Linked DNA regions of Homo sapiens: regions 1, 2, 3 and 4 are each linked to region 5. The links are chromatin contacts, found by Hi-C or POLR2A ChIA-PET in ENCODE. All regions are on one chromosome and are shown on one strand. The core of a region is the stretch at or near the end of the contact, and the rest is flanking DNA. Distances in the headings are between cores, read along the strand shown.

Region 1 (2,700 bases), core at 87-2,586, 710 kb before region 5:
CTGAACCTGGGAGGCAGAGGTTGCAGTGAGCTGAGATCACGCCTCTGCACACCAGCCTGGGCAACAGGCTGTCTCAAAAAAAAAAAAAAAAAAGTATAAATAAAAATGTCTTCCCATATTTTGGACAGTTTTCTTAGTCTTGGGTCCTAGAATTGCATTTACTAGTTTAAAAAGTATGACTATTTTTATGACTTCTGAAAGACTGAGCAACATTACAATCTCATTGAGATAACATTTCATTGAGTTTTGAACATGATTATTTCTTTGGGAAAAAAGTAGGTAGTTAAGTAAACCAAAAATAAAATTCTAAGCCCCCCAACAATGTGAATGGACCTCTCCTCTCAACAAATGGCATTCCAAAGTTAATCTGAAAAACTAGTTCAGGCCTTCCACACTGACCATGTCAATTACAAGCTTATCTTCTCAGGTGCAAAACAAAGTCAAGACTCCATCTACCCAGAGGCATCTGCATAACTGACTCCCTTTACTCTCTTTTTCTCTTCAAGACACTCATGGTATCTTAAAATACAGATTTCTTGGGCACTAACTAAATTCTCACAGAACTATTTGCCTTACTGCCTTCCTGCCCCACCTCCTGAAAACCTCTGGAAAACCAGTCACAGACGTGTTTGTGGCTCACGTTTTTCCCGGATGCGCCCTGAAGCAGGCTTAGTAAACCTCGAGAACTGACAATTATGCTTCAGTCACTCCGACTGTCATTTTTTATTGGCCTGTATGAATCCTGAGGGCAGAGAAATCCTGGCCACACTTAGCTCACTCCCCCGTGGGACTGGGCGCCTATTCACCAGATTGAGGAAATGCATTTCGGGAAATGTTTTGTTTATTATCAAACAGACCAGCGGAGCCGCGGTACTTTCCCGGAAAGAATCAAACTCGACACAAAGCTCTGGCACCGCCATTTCACGGGGGTGGGACCCGGGCGCTCCCGAGGACCCGTACACGGCCACAGGCAAGCGGCAAGAGAGGACCCAGAACACCACTTTCTCCTGGTTGATTTGCGAGCCCAGGTCGGGTTTAATCTTTGGCGCGGCAAAGTGGACCGAAGGTTTCCCAGACTGGGCGTCTGTCGCCCCCAACAGCATCGCCGCCCCCGTAGCCCAGCTGCGTGCCCTACCTCCCGCCCTGCGCCAAGACTCTCCTCCCCGCCTCTCACCTGCGGCTGCGGACAACACCCATGGCGCCACGGCGACGAGCACTAGGGTCGTCGCGCCCAGGAGGACGACCATCATCTGGGAGCCGCCGCAGATCCCACCAGTTACATGTTCGCGCACGCGCAGCTCCTCTCAGCCGCCATCGCCCCGTCCTAAGTCACACCGCCCCTCTGCACACGCGCTGCCCCTCTTAGCTCTCACCGCCCCTCTACGCACGCGCCGCCTCTTCTGACACACACACCGCCCCTCCGCGCACGCGCCGTTCCTCCACGCACGCGCCTTTCCTCCTAGCTAGCACCCCTTCTCCAAGCTCCCATTGCCCCATCCTAATTGCAGCACCCCTGTGCGCGCGCGCCTTAGAAATCGCAGGCCTCCTGCATTCTCTTCTTCCTCACTCTTTCCGGCCTATGGCCGGTCTGGAGCACTTCACCATCGCATTCCAGGACGACTCCCCCTCACAGGAGGCCTTGACCTTCACAGGATCGCGGCACACACCTGCGCAGACCCAGCGACTTTGGAGTTCCCGCGTCTCTTCCCCATGTCTGCAGTCGGAGGGCGCGGGTGGGCTCCTGGTCGCGGCCCGGCGCTCTTCGTCCTCGCCCTTCTCCGCCCGGGGCGCTTGCTGACCCTAGAGTCTTGGACAGTGGCGTTGGGAGTCCCCAGCGGCCTGGGAACCAGATGAGGCTGGAAGGAGGAAGTGGCTGAGCGACCAGACCGTTGCTGTGTGCAGAGCGAGAGCGGGGCAGAGGCGGTCGAGCGCTCGTTTTCCGGGCGACTTGGCTGAGGGGCGAGATGGTCCCTTGGAGAGAACAGCCACGGGCCCTGGGCCGAGGGGCTCCAAACAGCAGTCGCTAGGCTGTTTTGGTCGTCGGGCTTTATCAGTAAACAATTCGAGCCCATGGTTCGAATGATTATTTAATTAAATTCCTCAGTAATAGATCCAGTGCATTGTGAAAATATGCGAAATAAAATTTAAATGATGAGATAAAATAAGGAATCAAATACTTCGTTGTTATAACAACCAAGCAATTAATTAGCAATTACATAATTAAATGAATGTTTGTAAAGAACAATGCAATGGAATATATATGTATTCCATCTATATATTCCATCTCTATATTCCATCTATATATTCCATCTCTATATCCCATCACTATATTCCATCTCTATATCCCATCTCTATATTCCATCTCTATATCCCATCTCTATATTCCATCTCTATATCCCATCTCTATATCCCATCTCTATATTCCATCTCTATATTCCATATCTATTCCATCTCTATATTCCATATCTATTCCATCTCTATATTCCATATCTATTCCATCTCTATATCCCATCTCTATATTCCATCACTATATCCCATCTCTATATCCCATCTCTATATCCCATCTCTATATCCCATCTCTATATCCCATCTCTATATCCCATCTCTATATTCCATCTCTATATTCCATCTCTATTCCATCTCTATATTCCATATCTATTCCATCTCTATATTCCATATCTATTCCATCTCTATATTCCA
Region 2 (2,700 bases), core at 35-2,534, 590 kb before region 5:
GGGGCTCTGAAACAGGCAGGAATGAAAGCAGGGAGACCCGGGAGGGGCTACTGCAGGAGTTCAGGTGGAGATGACAGTGGCCAAGATTAGCGTGCTGGCAGTGGAGGGGAAGAAAAGTGGATGGGTGTTGCAGAATTTAGGAGCTGGATTGGTAGGATTTGGTGATTAGGTTGGGTGTGGAGGGAGAGGCAAGTACAGTCTGCCCTCGATATCCGTTGGTTCCACATCTGAGGATCAACCAACTGCTGATCAAAAAAATTTGGAAAGAAAGCCCCGATAAAACAATACAAGAATAAAAATAATACAAATTAAAAATATAGCATAACAACTATTTACATAGTATCTACATTGTATTAGGTATTATAAGTAATCTAGGGCTGATTTAAAGTATACTAGGCTGGGCGCAGTGGCTCATGCCTGTAATTCCAGCACTTTGAGAGGCCGAGGCGGGCGGATCACGAGGTCAGGAGATTGAGACCATTCTGGCCAACATGGTGAAACCCTGTCTCTACTAAAAACACAAAAATTAGCTGGGTGTGGTGATGCACGCCTGTAATCCCAGCTACTTGGGAGGCTGAGACAGGAGAATCACTTGAACCCGGGAGGTGGAGACTGCAGTGAGCCGAGATTGTGCCACTGCACTCCAGCCTGGCAACAGAGCAAGACTCCATCTCAAAAAAAAAAAAAAAGTATACTGGAGGTGTGCATAAGTTATATGCAAATACTATGCCATTTTGTATTGGGTTGGTGCAAAAGTCATTGCGGTTTTTGCCATAAAGACGAAAAAGGCAAAAACTGCAATATTTTTGCACCAACCTAATACAAGGGGCTTGGGCATCTGTGGATTTTGGTATCCCTGGGGGCCTGGAAACAATCCCCCATGAATACGGAGGATTGGCTTTATATAGATGACTCCCTTTGCTTAAATACCTGGCTTCATGGTGATGGTGAGCATAGAGGAAGGACATCTTGGAGAAGAAGCAGATTTACAGAGAAGATGATGAGTTGGCTTTGGACACGTTGACTCTGATGTGCCTGTTAGATGTCTAAGGGGAATACCAGTGCTCAGACGAGAGGTCTGGCTGGGCAGGCCTTGGCTGGCAAATGGTAACCGAATCTGTGGGAGTGGATGCCATTGCAGTGTTTCTCTATGGAGTGTGGGTATTGGCATGCGAGGATGGACAGTTCTTTGGTGATACTGCCTTCTGTTTGGTCCCTCTGCCGCCATCCACTGAACACTAGTAACACAGCATCCACGCTGCTGTTGTGACAACCAAAGCCACCTTCACACATTTCCCAATGCCACTTCCCCTTAAGAACTTGTAGTCTAGAGAGAGAATCTAGAATGAAACATGAAAAAGGCCTATATTGAGATGTTGTAGAGCAGGGGTGTCCAATCTTTTGGCTTCCCTGGGCCACACTGGAAGAAGAAATGTCTTGGGCCACACATAAAATACACTAACAATAACGATAGCTGATGAGCTAAACACACACACACACACACACACACACACACACACACACACACACACACATCTCATAATGTTTTAAGAAAGCTTACGAATTTGTGTTAGGCTGCATTCAAAGCTGTCCTGGGCTGTGGGTTGGACAAGCTTGATGTAGAGGAAGAGGAAGTGGCAAAAAAAAAAAAAAAAAAAAGAAAGAAAGAAAAAGAAAAGCTGAGAAGTGGCCAGAGAGGGGAGAAAGACCAGGTGTTACACAAAGCCCAGAAAAGAGGGTGTTTCTAGAAGAGACGAGGAAGGCCAATTGTCTTGAACCTGTTGAGAAGTCAAGTGGGTACCTAGCAATGATGAGGTCAGTGGTGTGTGGGGAGGAGTGTGAGCTAGCGTGGGCTGGGGTGAGATATGAGTGGTGACCTGGCAGGGGTGGGTCTTTTGTTCACTCCTGTGTGTGCAGGTCCATGCATTCATACGTGATCACTGCACATCCTGGATTTTCTAGGACAGTACCATTTAAAAAAATGTAATTCTGGCTGGGTGCGCTGGCTCATGCCTGTAATCCCAGCACTCAGGGAGGCTGAGGTGGGTGGATCGCTTGAGCCAAGGAGTTCAAGATCAGCCTGGGCAACCTGGTGAGACCCTGTCTCTACAAAAAAATACAAAAATTAGCCAGGCGTTGTGGCACACAACTGTAGTCCCATCTATTTGGGAAGCTGAGGTGGGAGGATCACCTGAGCCCGGGAGGTCATGGCTGCAGTAAGCCATGATCACACCACTGTGCTCCAGCCTGGGTGACAGAGTGAGACAAAAACACTTAATTTTTTTTCTAACAAAGGCAATTCATTAAAAAGTCACTTAAATAGAATTAACTTTATTTTGTTGTAGTTTTCATAGAAATCATATAAAACAGAAAAAAATAATCAAATTAAGACCCCCTTGTCTTAAGTCTTAGTTGAGGAAAAAACCTTTTTTTTTTTTTTTTTTTTTTTTTTTTTTTTTTTAAAGAAACAAACCCAACTGAGGCCAAATATTCTAGTGATGCAGGCATTGCTCAGACGTGGTCTAAGAAGCGTGCAGCAGCTTCAAGGGGAATTCTGGAAGGGAATTCCCACATTTTGAGCAGTGGCCACATTCCTGGGATAGGCGTAGAAGAGGAAAGCAATCTTGGCCCAGGTGCTTCTGCAGTGCCTCTCAGGAGGTTGAATTATCCACTAAGGCTGAATAGGGGCCCTGGTCTTAG
Region 3 (2,700 bases), core at 114-2,613, 750 kb before region 5:
TTTTATCTGCTAATCTATCAAAGCAAATATTTTGCAAATAATTTTTCCAATTCCAAAGGTTGTCTTTTCCATTGATTATTTCCTTTTATATGCAGAAGTTTTTAAGTTTGATGTAGTCCCATTTGTCTACTTTTGTTTTTGTTGTCTGTGCTTTTGGTGTCATAGCCAATAAATCATTGCCAAGTCCAATATCATGAAGATTTCCCCTATGTTTTTGAGGGGAAAAATCTCAAACCGTTTTTCCTCTGCTCTCATGCCACAACAATAAACACAGAAGACTTCTGTGACCAAATGCGTAGTGATTTCTCCCCATTAACAAGAAGGCAATCAATTCTGCAGCAGACACTGGTTGGGTATCCTCCTATTTAATTCTGACACTGTCTACCTGGAGATAGCATCAGATCCTGATACAACACCTAAACAAAATTTATTTAGGCAGTTAGTGAGGATAAAAGAGTCCTCAGTAAGGTTTGCCTTTTAATAAAAAGAAGCCCCAAATCATTTCTTTTCTAACAAAAAGAGCCTGAAAACTCAAGCTGCAAACATAGATAAGCAAACTGGAAGCTTGCATAGGCGAATGCCAGCAGCTGTGCCAATAGGAAAGGGATACTTGGAAGTCAGGTATATTCAATATTGAAGTTCCCTTTTCCCTTTTCTTTGTTGCCACGTGTGCAGTAAAAAAGCAGGCAACAAGGCCTGGGCTAGGTAGAGGTGCCATTTGCATAATAACAGATGAGGGTGGGATGGCCAGCCTCTTCCTGTGCTATGTAAATGGAACACCTGGTCCAACCAATCCTCTGTGCCCTACGTAAATAAGACACCGCTTCCTCAAGCTCATCTATAAAAGCAACCGCATCTCGCTGTAAACCCGGAAACCTGTTCGGGACTCCTTCCTCTGCACAGGGAAGGTCTCTTCTTTCTTTTGCCTGCTAAACTTCCGCTCTTGAACCCACTCCTTTTGTGTCCCCATCCTCGATTTCCTTGGCGTGGGGCAACAAACCACACGTATTACCCCAGACAACCATGCTGCTTCAATCTCACAGGTTGAGAGCTCATTCCCACAAGACTGCCCCCTTATTTCCGATGCCAATTGCAAGCCCCAGGTTTTACCTGTTATGACTGAATGACTATAAATTGAGGGTCCCATGGCCCCCTCCTTGTGTTCAACTGATTTGCTAGATTGCCTAACAGAACTAGAGGAAACACTAACTTATGTTTACCGGTTTATTATGAAGGCTATTACAAAGGATACAGATGAAGAGATACATAGGATAAGGTATGTGAGAAGGACTGCAGAGATTCTATGCCCTTCCCAGCAGCCTCTGCATGTTCAGCTATCAGGAAGCTCTCTACTAAAAATAGAAAAATTAGTTGGGCGTGGTGGCAGGCGCCTGTAATCCCAGCTATTCAGCAGGCTGAGGCAGGAGAATTGCTTGAACCTGGGAGGTGAAAGTTGGAGTGAGCCGAGATCGCCCCACCGCACTCCAGCCTGGGCGACAAGAGCAAAACTCTGTCTCAAAAAAAAAAAAAAAAAAAAAAAAAAAGGAAGTAGTGACACGAAACACTGTCTCCACACTCCACCCTTATAACCTCCAGCTGGCACCCTGAATGGTCTGGCCTCTCCCTGGGGGCGGATAGGGCAGGAGACACTAAAGTATTAATTATCTTTTTTGATCATGGCTGTAACTGTTCTGCGCCATCTTCAACAGGTGAGACTAAGGAGGGAATCACAGCTAGTCATCTCAGCCAGGCCAGTAGGGGGCGCAGTGCAGTGATCATTCCCTGGGGCCAAGGCTGTCTCCTTGCAGGTTCATCTCAGCTCTGCAGCAATGCCTACTTCTTTCCATCCGCTCCGAGGCTGTTACTAAGTATGTGGAGCTCCTTTTCAACAACTCGCTTACTACAAAGTCCTGCTCATTAAAAGGCGAAGGTGGTAGTGGTAGAGGACTAGATGGGCTAAGTATTTGCTCAACTGCTCTATCTTGCTTTGTAACTACCAAACCATTTCTGGGTGAGATCATGGGGACACCAGATTCTTCACATCCTTTCCTCATTTGCTCAAGACGAGATAATCACAAACAGAACTTTAAGAAACCACCTGTATAAACATACTTGGCGTATCTTCTGGGAATGGAATTATTGAATAGTAACCGATTGTCAGCCTGAACAGGGTGACTTGTTGCCCTCCAGTGGTAAATTCAATCAGTGTTTGTACCGTCAACGTCCCCGCTCAATCACCGTTAAACACTTAGGCAACCAAGTGTCAGCCACAAAGTTAAAAAACAGTCCTTGTTTTCATGGAGCTTGCCAAATAAATATAAGCAAATGGTATAAAATCCCTTCCCTAGGGAGCATGCTAGACACACCCGCAGGTACAGACACAGATGGGGCATGATGACTTCTCCACGTGTATGCAGTGGAGTTCTTTTAGGGAGATTTCAGAGTGGATGATGTACTTTTATACTACAACATTTAGAATAATCTCTCTAAGTACAATTCCAGAATATTAAAAGTATTATAAAATTTGGGAATAGACAACAGAGTCAAGTACACAAAAAGCCTATTATATATTTAAGGACTATGTTTAGAAAAAAGGGTCCTTTTACTGGAAAGATAGGAAAATAGGTTTTTCTTCTTAACTTTGATGTATCCAGAAAATCTGGGAGGGAGGCTCAAGGGTGGTGAGTCACTGTGAGACGT
Region 4 (2,700 bases), core at 1-2,500, 790 kb before region 5:
GAGCTCAGGAGTACAAGAACAGCCTGGGCAACACAGTGAGACCTCCTCTCTACAAAAAATACAAAAATTGGCCAGGCGTGGCCAATAATACCACCTTCTTGGGAGGCTGACGTGGGAGGATCGCTTGAGCACGGGAGGCGGAGGCTGCAGTAGCTGAGATGCTGCCCACTGCACTCCAGCCTGGGCGACAGAGCGACACCCTGTCTCAAACAACAATAAAATAAATAAATGCCTGGCTCAGTTGACACTCTTCCTCTTCCGCCCCAACACTGATGGGACCCGGACAGTTCTGAGCCCTGCCTGAATGCTGCTGCCCCATCTCTATGACCGCGGGAACTGTCTAGATTTCACACCCAGTGTCAAACATGCCCTCGGCCAAAGTCGGAATTGAGTCTGGGTCACCCGTCCAAGACGCTGGTCCCTGCTCCACCGCTGCTACTACAAAGGGACTGAGTCTAGCTTCCAGCCAGGCCTTCGGGAGGCACTCCAGGCGGGGACTAAGCGCAGTCTCGCCAGGCTGCAGAACCAGTGGCCAGCAAAGGCGGCCCCCGCCGGAGCCCTGGATTCAATTTGCTGTTGTTCATTCCGAGAAATTCGGAGACTGGGGCCACGCTGGCTTTCCCGGCGCGGGCGCGCGGGTGGGGGAGGTGGCGCAGCCGAGGTTACCGGCTTCACGGAGGGGCACCGAGTGTCCTCTCCCGGAGAGGGGTGTCCCGGCGGCCAGGACGCCAGGAGGGGTGCCCCCCGTCTTCCTGCTGCTGCCCAGCTCCTGTCTGGAACTCCTGGCCGCCCATCCCAGCCCCGCTGCGGGCTCCCAGCGGGCCCCTCTAGCCCTGGGCACCCCGCAAGACCCCCACCTGGGGCACCCGCAGGTTCCCACCTGATCTGAGCACTCCGCATATCCCACCCACCAGGAGCACCCCGCAGATTCCCACCCACTCTGAGCACCCGGCAGATTCCCCCCACCCCACGATCCGGGAGTCCCCCAGCCCCCACATGCTGCGGCTGCGCCCGCGTCCCGCCGCGGAGGCCCAGGCCCGGCTCACCTGGCGGGGCCGCGGCGGCGGCGGCGAAGACTCCGAGCAGCAGCAGCAGCGACCACAGCAGCGTCGGTCGCATGGCCCCGGGCGCTCGGCGGCGGCTCAGGTCGCGGCCGGGGCCCCGCTCGGGGTCCGCGGAGCCGCTCACGTCGCCGCCCAAACCGCCATGGCGAGCGCAGGGCGCGCAGGGCCCGCCTCTTCCCGAGCAGCAGCGGGGCGTCCCGGTGGAGGGGATTCGGCTCGGCCGCCCGCGCCCCCGCCCCCGCCCCGTCCCGCCCCCGAGGCCACCGCCCCCGCGCGGGACTTTCCCGCTCCGGGAACCGCGGCCCTGGGGGGCCTCTGCGGCTGCAGCGCGGGGACCCCACGCAGCCGGCCTCCCAGAGCGCGGAGCCTCCCGGAACGTCCTGGAGACTGGAGCCCCGCGGGACGCCCACCTTCGGGGGCCGCGATCCTTCCGGAAGGGCCCCGCGAGACCCCGGCCCAGACCCCCGGGCTTTCCCTGGAGCCCCCACCCCTCCTGACCCCCCCCAACTCTCCTCTCGGGTGCTTGATCGCACAATTCGAGGATTCGCCCCTTTAGTCGAAATGTTTGCTTTAATAGCCCCCAAAGTACATATTAAGCTTTCAACTCTCCCCCGCCCCCCTCCCCTTTTTTTTGAGACGGAGTCACCAGGCTGGAGTGCAGTGGGGCGATCTCGGCTCACTGCAACCTCCGCCTCCAGTCAACCCCATTTTGAAAAGGGTTTTAAGGGGAAGGAGTTAGAAAGGGCCCAGTGAAGGAGGAGGTGGGGCTCTGGGGGTGGGGGGAATGGCCTCCGAGCAGGGGGAGGGAGAGACAGAAACTTCCAGCATTTCTAAATGGCGTGGGGTTTGCCCTGGAGCCGGCGGCGGTGCACGAGTAGGAAGTCCTTTAGCAGCTGGGCAGCCGCAGGCCCGCTCCCCAGCCCGAGCCTGCACCATGTCGTTTGACGCCTGTTGGGAGAGGGTTTTAAATCTGCCCTGTTCTTCCAAGATGCGTCATAAAGCTAGCGCAGCAAAGGAGGGACGCGGTGCAGGGAGACCAAGAATTTAAAAACAGGTCGTCCCGGGAGCCCACTGGACACGTTAGCAAAAATGGGTTTTGCAACATAGAGCTTTTCTTTTGCTCTTCCCACATTCTTGCATTTCCTCTTTGTAGAACTATTTTGAAATTGGCCACGCTCGTGAAAATACGTGATGAAATACCTCGCAGACAATTGAATTATGCATTGGATATTTCTAGATACAGAGATGTATTTATATGTTACACGAAAAAAGCGGGCGATAACTTGGAATCACTTCAAAAAGTATGCACTGATGCCAGGCGCGGTGGCTCACGCCTGTAATCTCAGCACTTTAGGAGGCCGAGGTGGGCGGATCACATGAGGCCAGGAGTTGGAGACCAGCCTGGCCAATATGGCTGAAACCCGTCTCTACTAAAAATACAAAAATTAGTCAGGCGTGGTGGCCGGCGCCTGTAATCCCAGCTACTTGGAGGGCTAAGACAGGAGAATCACTTGAACCCGGGAGGCGGAGGTTGTAGTGAGCGGAGATTGCGCCACTGCACCCCGGCCTGGGTGACAGACCGAGACTCCGTCTCAAAAAAAAAAAAAAAAAAAAAAAAAAAAAAAAAAAAAAAAGG
Region 5 (2,700 bases), core at 182-2,681:
GTTGCTAACATCCAGGTTTGGGGAGGAAAACATTACTCCCAATATCACAGGGGGAGTACACCCCTCCGTGACCTTGTTAGTAATTTCCTGGGTGGAGAGGATGACATTACTCTCAATATCGCAGGGGTGTACACCCCACTGTGATATTTTTCTAAATATTCAGGGCGGGAGACGATAATATTACTCCCAATATCGCAGAAGGTGTACATTCCCTGACCATCAAACATAAGAAGTCCATCAACCTGTTTAGTTTTCTTTAGATCTGTATTTGAATTTGTGTTGTCCGTTTGTTTATTTATTATTTTTGAGACACAGTCTCACTCTGTCGCCAAGGCTGGAGGGTAGTGGCGCGATCTAGGCTCACTGCAACCTCCGCCTCCCGGGTTCAAGCAATTCTCCCACCTCAGGCTCCCTAGTAGCTGGAATTACTGGCACGCGCCACTACGTTCGGCTAATTTTTGTATTTTTAGTAGAGAAGGGGTTTCACCATGTTGGCCAGGCTGCTTTCGAACTCCTGACCTCAGGTGATCCGCCCTCCTCGGCCTCCCTAAGTGTTGGGATTACACGCGTGAGCCACCGCTCCTGGCCTGTCCATTTATTTTTGTTTTCTTTTTGTCACACTAAAATATAAGCTCCATGAGAGCAGTGACTCTGGATCTGTGGGGCCCGGAATAAACAGCGACTGACGCCGACTGCCTTCAGCAAGAGTCCGCTGGAGGATGGCTGGATATTTCTGGGAGGGTCGCTCTGGCAGGGGCCGCTGGAGCTACCCCAGCAACGCCATCCAAATCAACCTGAACGAAGAAGTGCGGACACTCGCCCTGGCCCCTCCGTCCTGAAAAGCTGACCCGCGCAAACAGCAGCGAACAGCAAGACTCAGTTCTGGGTCGCTGCCGCCGAACTTTCCCAGGCCGGAAACAGCGTGGAAACGTTGCCGGAAGTGGAGACTGAAAGCGGCGGAAGGGACGCTGGAATGTGGAGCGGTTGTGGGGCGGCAGCTGCGGAACTGCGCGATTGTGGTTCCCGCCGTATTTCCCGTTCCCCATCTAGTAACTCCCATCTCAGCCCACGTATCTCCCTGAGTGGAAATCTCGGGCCCCAGACCAGTCGATTGGGAGGTCCGCCCTCCCCTTCAGCGACTTGGTCTGTGTTTTGGCAGTTGCCGCGACAACAGTCACTTCCGGGAAGGGGCTCTGCGAATCTCCTTCCGTCGGTCCGCTCAGAATCAGCTGTCCTCTCAGACTGTGTGGGTGGTTTCCCCGGCCGCAGCTCCGTACGGGCTTGGATTGCTGGGCCTCGGTGCACCCCAGCCTCCCCCACTCGGGTTCTGAGCTTGAGCTGGCGGCTCTTTAACTCTGCTTCACTGTTGCTCTTGGCAACATCCACTTCCGGGAGCGAGTGCCGTTTCCCCCGCTCACCGCGGGCTAGGGAGCGTGGGATTCCGGACTGTGAGCGGCTGTTAGTGCGTCGCAGCTGCTGGCGATCCGGCGACCCTCGGCCGGCAGGACCCGCGGGCCACGCAGCCGGGGCCTTCTCAACGCCTCAGTACCTCGGCGGGACCGCCATGGTTCTGCTGCACGTGAAGCGGGGCGACGAGAGCCAGTTCCTGCTGCAGGCGCCTGGGAGTACCGAGCTGGAGGAGCTCACGGTGCAGGTGGCCCGGGTCTATAATGGGCGGCTCAAGGTGCAGCGCCTCTGCTCAGGTGCGGCTCGCGGGTGGGCCCATCCCGGACAGATCGAGAGACCGGCGTGGGATGGAGAAAGAGGGGCAGGGTGGGCCGAGGGGTCAGGTTTGTGAAGATTATTGAAGAGATTTGCAGCAGCCGGGGTTGAAACGGGACACTAGGGTTAACCGGAGATGAATAAGGAACCGGAGAAGATCCGGCCTGTCTGACACCCCGGGCTGGGAGGTGGGCCCAGGTGCCTCTCGGAGCCAGGATTTGGGGTGCTGCGAATAAGTGGAAATGGGCTGGGGAGGGAGGAGGGAGCCGAAAGGCCGGGCTGAACAGCAGACTTAGTGCAATTAATCACGTGTGAGGGGTGAGATGAGAACTAGGTGGGCTTTTAAAAGCTGAATTTACTATTTTTAGTCGCCCAATGTAAAGCAGCGAGCCACCTGGCTTTGGGACGGCCCCTTACAGTTGAGGAAGCCTTGGTGATCTTTCCCCGCCCTGGAAACGGCCTGTTGCGTTGCGGCGCCGTCTCCCTACCCCGCGCAGGTTCCAGGGCACCCGCTTTGCCGCAGAACTTTCCGGCGGTGGAAGGGCCCCCATCTGTGCTGTCCATTGGGCAGCTGCCGGCCACTTGTGGCCGTAGAGCATTTGGAATGTGGCTAGTGCGGCCAGGCAACCGAATTTTACATTTGCATTTTAATTAATTAAATATATATAAATATAAATAAATACCATATATATAGTATATATGAATATAAATAAATTATATATATGTATATATAAATATAAATAAATTATATATATATATATATATATGGTATGTGTGTGTGTGAGAGACAGGGTCTTACTGTTGCCCAGGCTGGAGTGCAGTGGCGCGATCTCTGCTCACTGCAACCTTCGCCTCCCGGGTTCAAGCTATTCTCCTGCCTCAGCCTCCCAAGTATCTGAGATTACAGGCGCCCACCACCACGCCCAGCTAATATTTGTATCTTTAGTGGACACGGGGTTTCATCATGTTGGCCAGGCT

Evidence for each region. A loop is a pair of places that touch in the nucleus more often than their neighbours do. ChIA-PET counts read pairs that join two places held with the same protein, here RNA polymerase II (POLR2A). Pooled maps may share reads with other maps.
Region 1: a map of ascending aorta shows a loop between it and region 5 (8-fold over the local background). The contact joins the promoter of IFNAR1 here to the promoter of CFAP298-TCP10L in region 5. A Hi-C loop is called at or near these places in 3 of 168 maps with a recorded cell type or tissue (B cell, CD8-positive, alpha-beta T cell and ascending aorta), 1 of 37 single-sample maps with no recorded cell type and 13 of 50 pooled maps.
Region 2: a pooled map shows a loop between it and region 5 (2.9-fold over the local background). The contact joins the enhancer-like site here to the promoter of CFAP298-TCP10L in region 5. A Hi-C loop is called at or near these places in 5 of 50 pooled maps. POLR2A ChIA-PET finds 5 or more read pairs at or near these places in 2 of 52 experiments (activated CD8-positive, alpha-beta memory T cell and activated T-cell).
Region 3: a loop to region 5 is called in a pooled map, with 7 times the contacts of the local background. The contact joins the enhancer-like site here to the promoter of CFAP298-TCP10L in region 5. A Hi-C loop is called at or near these places in 6 of 50 pooled maps. POLR2A ChIA-PET finds 5 or more read pairs at or near these places in 2 of 52 experiments (A549 and GM12878).
Region 4: a pooled map shows a loop between it and region 5 (8-fold over the local background). The contact joins the promoter of IFNGR2 here to the promoter of CFAP298-TCP10L in region 5. A Hi-C loop is called at or near these places in 6 of 50 pooled maps. POLR2A ChIA-PET finds 5 or more read pairs at or near these places in 2 of 52 experiments (HepG2 and WTC11).

What each region holds. Positions count from the first base shown.
Region 1 is chr21:33,323,606-33,326,305 of GRCh38, reverse strand. It overlaps IFNAR1 (interferon alpha and beta receptor subunit 1), which reads right to left and starts at 1,336. Exons shown (of 11, transcript NM_000629.3): 1 at 1,175-1,336. The coding sequence starts at 1,250. RefSeq lists cis regulatory regions at 1,347, 1,404-1,413, 1,904, enhancers at 508-1,409, 1,643-1,692, 1,913-2,122, 1,410-2,312 and promoters at 1,325-1,995, 1,349-2,632.
Region 2 is chr21:33,204,220-33,206,919 of GRCh38, reverse strand. No RefSeq gene overlaps it. Among named protein-coding and RNA genes, the nearest start is that of IFNAR2, 24 kb to the left of the region's middle. RefSeq lists a silencer at 1,222-1,281. Within about 2 kb of position 1,284, at least 14 of the 41 ENCODE cell types and tissues checked have a DNase peak (open chromatin) inside an H3K27ac peak, as active enhancers do.
Region 3 is chr21:33,360,479-33,363,178 of GRCh38, reverse strand. No RefSeq gene overlaps it. Among named protein-coding and RNA genes, the nearest start is that of IFNAR1, 37 kb to the right of the region's middle. RefSeq lists a silencer at 1,662-1,956. Within about 2 kb of position 1,363, at least 31 of the 41 ENCODE cell types and tissues checked have a DNase peak (open chromatin) inside an H3K27ac peak, as active enhancers do; they include GM12878, where a contact is called at or near this core.
Region 4 is chr21:33,401,963-33,404,662 of GRCh38, reverse strand. IFNGR2 (interferon gamma receptor 2) reads right to left here and starts at 1,250. Exons shown (of 7, transcript NM_005534.4): 1 at 1,047-1,250. The coding sequence starts at 1,119. RefSeq lists cis regulatory regions at 151-651, 1-680, 1,248, 1,525, 1,535 and 2 more, silencers at 682-731, 872-921, 942-1,021, 1,032-1,571 and promoters at 1,126-1,530, 1,125-2,292, 1,664-2,302, 1,146-2,302.
Region 5 is chr21:32,611,108-32,613,807 of GRCh38, reverse strand. It overlaps CFAP298-TCP10L (CFAP298-TCP10L readthrough), which reads left to right and starts at 1,431. Exons shown (of 12, transcript NR_146639.2): 1 at 1,431-1,703. CFAP298 (cilia and flagella associated protein 298) reads left to right here and starts at 1,431. Exons shown (of 7, transcript NM_021254.4): 1 at 1,431-1,703. The coding sequence starts at 1,565. RefSeq lists enhancers at 1,190-1,299, 1,960-2,009.